2 separate regions of the Homo sapiens genome follow, and region 2 is linked to region 1. The links are chromatin loops, found by intact Hi-C in ENCODE. Cell type or tissue: heart left ventricle. All regions are shown on one strand. Each heading gives the region's core, and the rest is flanking DNA. Links, peaks and the distances in the headings are about the cores only.

The links. Peaks named below come from ENCODE experiments on the same cell type or tissue, not always from the same donor. Only the 100,000 strongest peaks of a DNase experiment are listed, where the experiment ranks them.
Region 2: a loop joins it to region 1, with 2.9 times the contacts of the local background. A loop is called at or near these places in 7 of 110 quality-filtered maps.

What each region holds. Positions count from the first base shown.
Region 1 is chr7:22,215,937-22,218,746 of GRCh38, reverse strand. The region is part of intron 9 of RAPGEF5 (Rap guanine nucleotide exchange factor 5); the gene reads left to right. Among named protein-coding and RNA genes, the nearest start is that of RAPGEF5, 140 kb to the left of the region's middle. In heart left ventricle, for the core only: no CTCF peak of the experiment used is centred there; no DNase peak of the experiment used is centred there; H3K4me3 peaks cover 2,500 bases; H3K27ac peaks cover 2,500 bases.
Region 2 is chr7:22,126,154-22,128,963 of GRCh38, reverse strand. The region is part of intron 24 of RAPGEF5 (Rap guanine nucleotide exchange factor 5); the gene reads left to right. Among named protein-coding and RNA genes, the nearest start is that of CDCA7L, 180 kb to the right of the region's middle. In heart left ventricle, for the core only: no CTCF peak of the experiment used is centred there; no DNase peak of the experiment used is centred there; H3K27ac peaks cover 1,996 bases.

The DNA of each region.
Region 1 (2,810 bases), core at 62-2,561:
TGAAAACTTTAGCACCTTGTTCAAGTTGTTAAAAGCACCCTGAAGTTTGACTATATCATAGACTGACGCCTAACCTCTGCTGTGTCCTTAGGATATTTGAGTATCCTAGTGTGCAGCTTAAATTTTTCAAAAATTTTCCTTTTGATTCATTTTAATTAGATGAGCAACAGTTTTCATATGCCATATTTTATTGATTTCAAGATGCACATTTCCCCCACAATAGTCTTAACAATTGATGATATGAAAACATGTCATAGTTTAATTGTGAGCATTTTTCTTTCCTTATGGTTCTTAAAATGAATGCTGTATCTTACAACTGATTGCAAGTTAGGTCCAGTAAACCAGTAACAACTTCAGGTATGGTAAGATCTTTCAAAAATCAAACAGTAGAACAGTAGGGTACCACTTCACCAAAGTTAGAGATCATAAGCTTTAGGCTTATGATTAAGGCTTATGACAAAACAACTTTGCACTTATTAAAAAGATACCTCTGTGTTGTCTTTGTTGTATATTTAGTTCAGTCCAGAATATTATAAGTAGTCACGGCCAATGAGATTATAATACTCTTCAAATCTGTAACTATAGAAATCTACACTTCCTGTGTCCTTGTGTTCTCACTGGGTGAGAGGAGGGGGTAGGGATAGCATTAGGAGATATACCTAATGTTAAATGACGAGTTAATGGGTGCAGCACACCAACATGGCACATGTATATATATGTAACAAACCTGCACATTGTGCACATGTACCCTAAAACTTAAAGTATAATTAAAAAAAAAAGAAATCTACATTGGGGCTGATAATTGTAAAGGCTTTTAACATGAGGCAGAAATTTAGTGATTGAAGATTTGCAGCTTTGCTCTGGTTATCTGCTCTGTCACCTTTAAACCTTCATTTCACTTGTAAAACAGAACACTAACATTTTTTACTTCTTGCGTGACTGTCATATCATGGGTGCATTAACAGCTCTGAAACGTTTTTGTTTCTGAGAGGAAAGATGGTGTGTAAATAAACATTGGAATTATGACTTTTTCTATGTAGACTTTCCTGTGAAGCTTAAAATAAGGAAAGGAATATTAGGGATCTTTCTTTCTAGTGATAAATATAAACAAAGCCATTCTGTCATCTCCCTTCTGCAGGATGACACCAGTGGAATCTTTCAACTCTCAAGGCTGATATTGATGTAGTCCTCCACTAAATGAATTATTTGGTACTAGATGGTTACAGTTTTTGCAGTAATTTATTAGGAATAAAAACCACCTGCTAATTCACTTCAATCTTTTATGTCTTGGGCATTTGATGTGCCTATACCTTTGCTTACCCCTTAAGTTCACAGTGTTCATGAAGGTGGTGCAGTGTTTTCGTTTTTCCTGTCCTCACTTTCTTTACAGTAGCAGTCATCTGCTCTTCATAGAAACTCAGTTCTGACACACAGCATGGACAGAGGAAACTGCAGTTTACTTAACGTAAACCTAGGTCTGCAGTTTCCTCTTCTTGTTATAACAATAATGACCAAACCCTGAAGTTACATACAGATTTCCTTTCTTTTATGATTTTAAAATGCTTCATCGACTTCATCCACCATTCCTGGGCCAAAGCTAGTTAAGTCGACAGTGATAAAATTTGAGTTAGAATCCAAGTTGCCTATTGAGTCATTCTTTTGACTAACCTTCATTACTTTCCAGTTCTAGAATGCCACATAGATGCCAAAGAGAGAGCTAATTTGTAGCACTACTGCACAGGCAAAGACATAAATTTGATAGAATAAAGCCTTTGTTGCTGGTACATCTTGTTACAAATTGAAGGGGATTACAGCTTTCTCAGTAGGCATTTCTAATATTTTCTTAACTGCTAAATGCTGTGATTATAAATGCATGCCATTAGAGAAATGCTTCACTCTATGCTTTTGCCAAGGTGTTTCTGAAATTTAAGAAGTTAAATGTATAATTATCGCAAGCTTCTCAGGAAGCACTCCATTTTTCTATTTTCTATTAACTAGCTGTAGGCACAATGAGCAAGCACTCATTCCTATGTGTTGAAAATTATTATGGGAGGACTTTCAGAAGGGGAAAGAAATGGGCTGTGTCTTCTAAACATTATGATAGTAGAGTTAACATTGAGTTGTTGGTTCTTTAAAGAAATTATCTCTGATGTAGGCATTGTATTTCCTAGCCTTAATTCTGTGACTGTGCCAACAGAGCAAGGGACGTGTGTTATCAGATGGGGACCTTTGAGCTTGACCCTGAAGAATGACTAATGGTCATAGAAGAAGGCAGGGGACAGCATTTCAGGCAGAGGGACCCATGGGAAGATACATGACTGCAGTCCTGGTGATTCCTAGGGAATGGAGAGGGGTGGGCTGGGAGTCAGCCTAAAATTCCATTATGAAAGACTGGTAAGCTAAAAAAGTCTACCAGCTACCCTAAGGAGCTTAAACTTGCCTTTTGGTCAAAGGAAAGCCATCAAAGAAGGGAAGTGGCATAATCAGATGTGGCCTTTGTAAGATCTCTCTGGCATTGCTTTAGAGGAAGAATTGAGTGAAGAAGAGGGAAATGTTGGAAAGAACCTTTAGAAAGCTACCATAGTGAGTCAAGTGAGAGGTGCCAGCCTGAACTGGGGCAATGACCATAAGAACTGAGGAGGGAGTAAATGTGGAAAGTCATTTACACAGTAAAATTGACAGAATTCAGTGACTAGCAATGGGGGATGTGCATGCTATTTTATATTAAGCAATTTGTAAGGATTCTTTGGTATAGTGGCAGACATAAGAATGTTGTGTTTCTTACCACCTTTGCCAAAAAGCTATGTAAG
Region 2 (2,810 bases), core at 43-2,542, 90 kb after region 1:
ACTTCTATTAGGGTCAATCATCATACCCTTAATTCTTTGAGAAAGTTTAAGGGAATAGCATGGCATAAATAATATTTTAAATTCCTAAAGAGAAATTATATTTTATAAAAGAATGAAGAAATGGGTGCAGTTCAGCATGCACACAGCACTCACATAGCGCACACGCAAGCCCGTCAGGCAGGCACGGGCTCTTCATTTCCTCAGAGGGCAGGCTCCACACCTGGGACTAGTGAGCTCCTGGTCCACAGCATGCCTCATGCTGACCCCTCCTTACACAGAGTAGACAGGATAAAACTGTGTCCAGGACAAAAAGCAGTTTTATGTCATATATAGCATTGTGTTACACTTGGATGCTGGAGAATGAGACTGACCTTTCTAGGAGAAACACTATTTTCAAGGAATATTTCTTAGTAAAGGACTGGGTTTCTCTAAAGGTAAAACAGGATCATCTTTCACGATAATGAACCAATAGAACCTAAGTGAATTAACTTGTGAAAAGTCAATTCCTCATGATGGATATTAACTTAAGCCAGCTAACAGATAATTCAGTGTATTATCTTTATCTGACTGATGCAGGCCAGTACACTGAGTCAGACCCCATGAAAATCCAGAAGCCCTCATCAGGTCTAATGAGATTTCTGTTCTTTATGCTACATTCCTTGCTGCCTCAGCTACTGGAAATGTTTTCATCTCAAACTGTTTCATAAAAAGAAACAAATGGTTTCTTTTCTTCTCTTTATCCCTCGATGTTAAGAGCATCATCTTTTACCCTGTCTACCCCCTCCCCCTTTAGAAAGCCTAAAGATGAAGACCAGAACTCAGGTTTCAATGCCACACCCACTACCCAGCCTTACATCAGTTTGAGCCTTGCACAAGCTACGCAAATGGCATATGATAGAAATCAATGTGACGCCAGAGCTTAAAATGAGAAAACTGACCTGGGAAAAGTGGTAAAATCTGGGGAAGGAAACTGAACAATACATGCACAGACATGAGTCAGGTCTCATTTCCTTTACAAATGCAGCTTGAGCTACTGCAATAATCACTGTCCTATTCAATTTTCCACTATCGAATAGAAGTGCATTAGAAATACGGTTATGACAACAATTCAATCAGTAGGTCATATTCCAATAATATTTCTGTATTTCTTCTGAATTTTAAGTAAGAACATATTTTAGTGTTTAATATTCTTTCAGCAATAATTCATTGAGGGTTTGCTGTATATGGTGATCCTATGCTCAGTGTGTATAGTTGGGACATGAAAGATGTTGACCCAAATTGGAGGCCCAGATATGAATGATATTAATTCTTGAATAATAGGATGATGTTTGTATTGTGATATGAAACAAAGTAGAGAGCTACTGTTGATTCTCAAGAGAACTAGAACATGAAGACAATAGTATTTAGAGATTATTCTGGCAATTAAGCCAGCTAGCATAGCATTTTGGAAGAGAACATACTGCACTCTAGTTCCTCTTATGGCATATACGTATATGCTTCCAAAATGCTACTTCCTTCAACATGAAAAACTAAAAGTGGTAGAGACAGCTCACTCTTGCAAGTACAAAAGTATAAGATGATGGGATCTTGTCCAAAGCAGCTGTACATTTAAGAAGACTTTTGCCGGCCAGGTGGGGTGGCTGATGCCTGTAATCCCAGCCCTTTGGGAGGCCAAGGTGGGTGGATCCTGAGGTCAGGAGTTCAAGACCAGCCTGACTTGAACATGGTGAAACCCTGTCTTTACTAAAAATATAAAAATTAGCTGGGTGTGGTGGCATGCCTCTGTAATCCCAGCTACTCAGGAGGCTGAGGCAGGAGAATCACTTGAACCTGGGGAGTAGAGGGTGCAGTGAGCCGAGATCACGCCATTGCACTTCAGCCTGGGTGACAGAGTAAGACTCCATCTCAAAAAAAAAAAAAAAAGAAGACTTTTGCCTGGGAATCAGTGAGGACTTCAAGGAAAGAAATTAAATTAGAATATTGAAGACTGTACGTGAATATAAACTATGAACAGAAAATGGTCTCTAAAGATGTTGATGTTGGCCGGCCACAGTGGCTCACACCTATAATCTCAGCATTCTGGGAGGCCAATTTGGTTGGATTATCTGAGGTCAGGAGTTCGAGACCAGCCTAGCCAACATGGTGAAACCCCATCTCTACTAAAAATACAAAAATTAGCCAAAATTAGCCAGGTATGATGCATATGCCAGTAATCCCAGCTACTCAGGAGGCTGAGGCAGGAGAATTGCTTGAACTGGTGAGGCAGAGGTTGCAGTGAGCCAAGATCACACCACTGCACTCCAGCCTGGGTGACAGAGCAAGACTCCGTCTCAAAAAACAAAAAAAATGATGTTAATGTTTTAGAAAATGTTCATCTTTTGTCAGTATCTCATTTCCAGTTACAATTTAAGATACTTGAACCTTTGAATCTACAAGAATTCCTACCTCCATTCAGCACATATGTGTAAGTCAATGTGTCTGACATAGTAGGCTCTGCACATCCAAAGCCCTCTGGTGGTACTTGGTCTAAAGAAGGAGAAAAGTTCAACAGCAATGACAGTGACACAAAGCCAATAGGTGCTGTACGAAGAGCAGTGGGGATGTTGAGATTGGAGCCTCTGAGTCCAGGAGGGACATCTCAGAAAGGCTTCATGGAGAGGAGGTGACACATACCCTGAAGTGAAACACATGTGCAAATGTGAACAGGATGACTGGGGCTGGGGGTGCTGCACTTCTCTACAATGTATTTTCTCATGGCTCATAAGAACCTGTGCAACCCGGATTGGGTGCTACTGTTTTTTGTTTGTTTG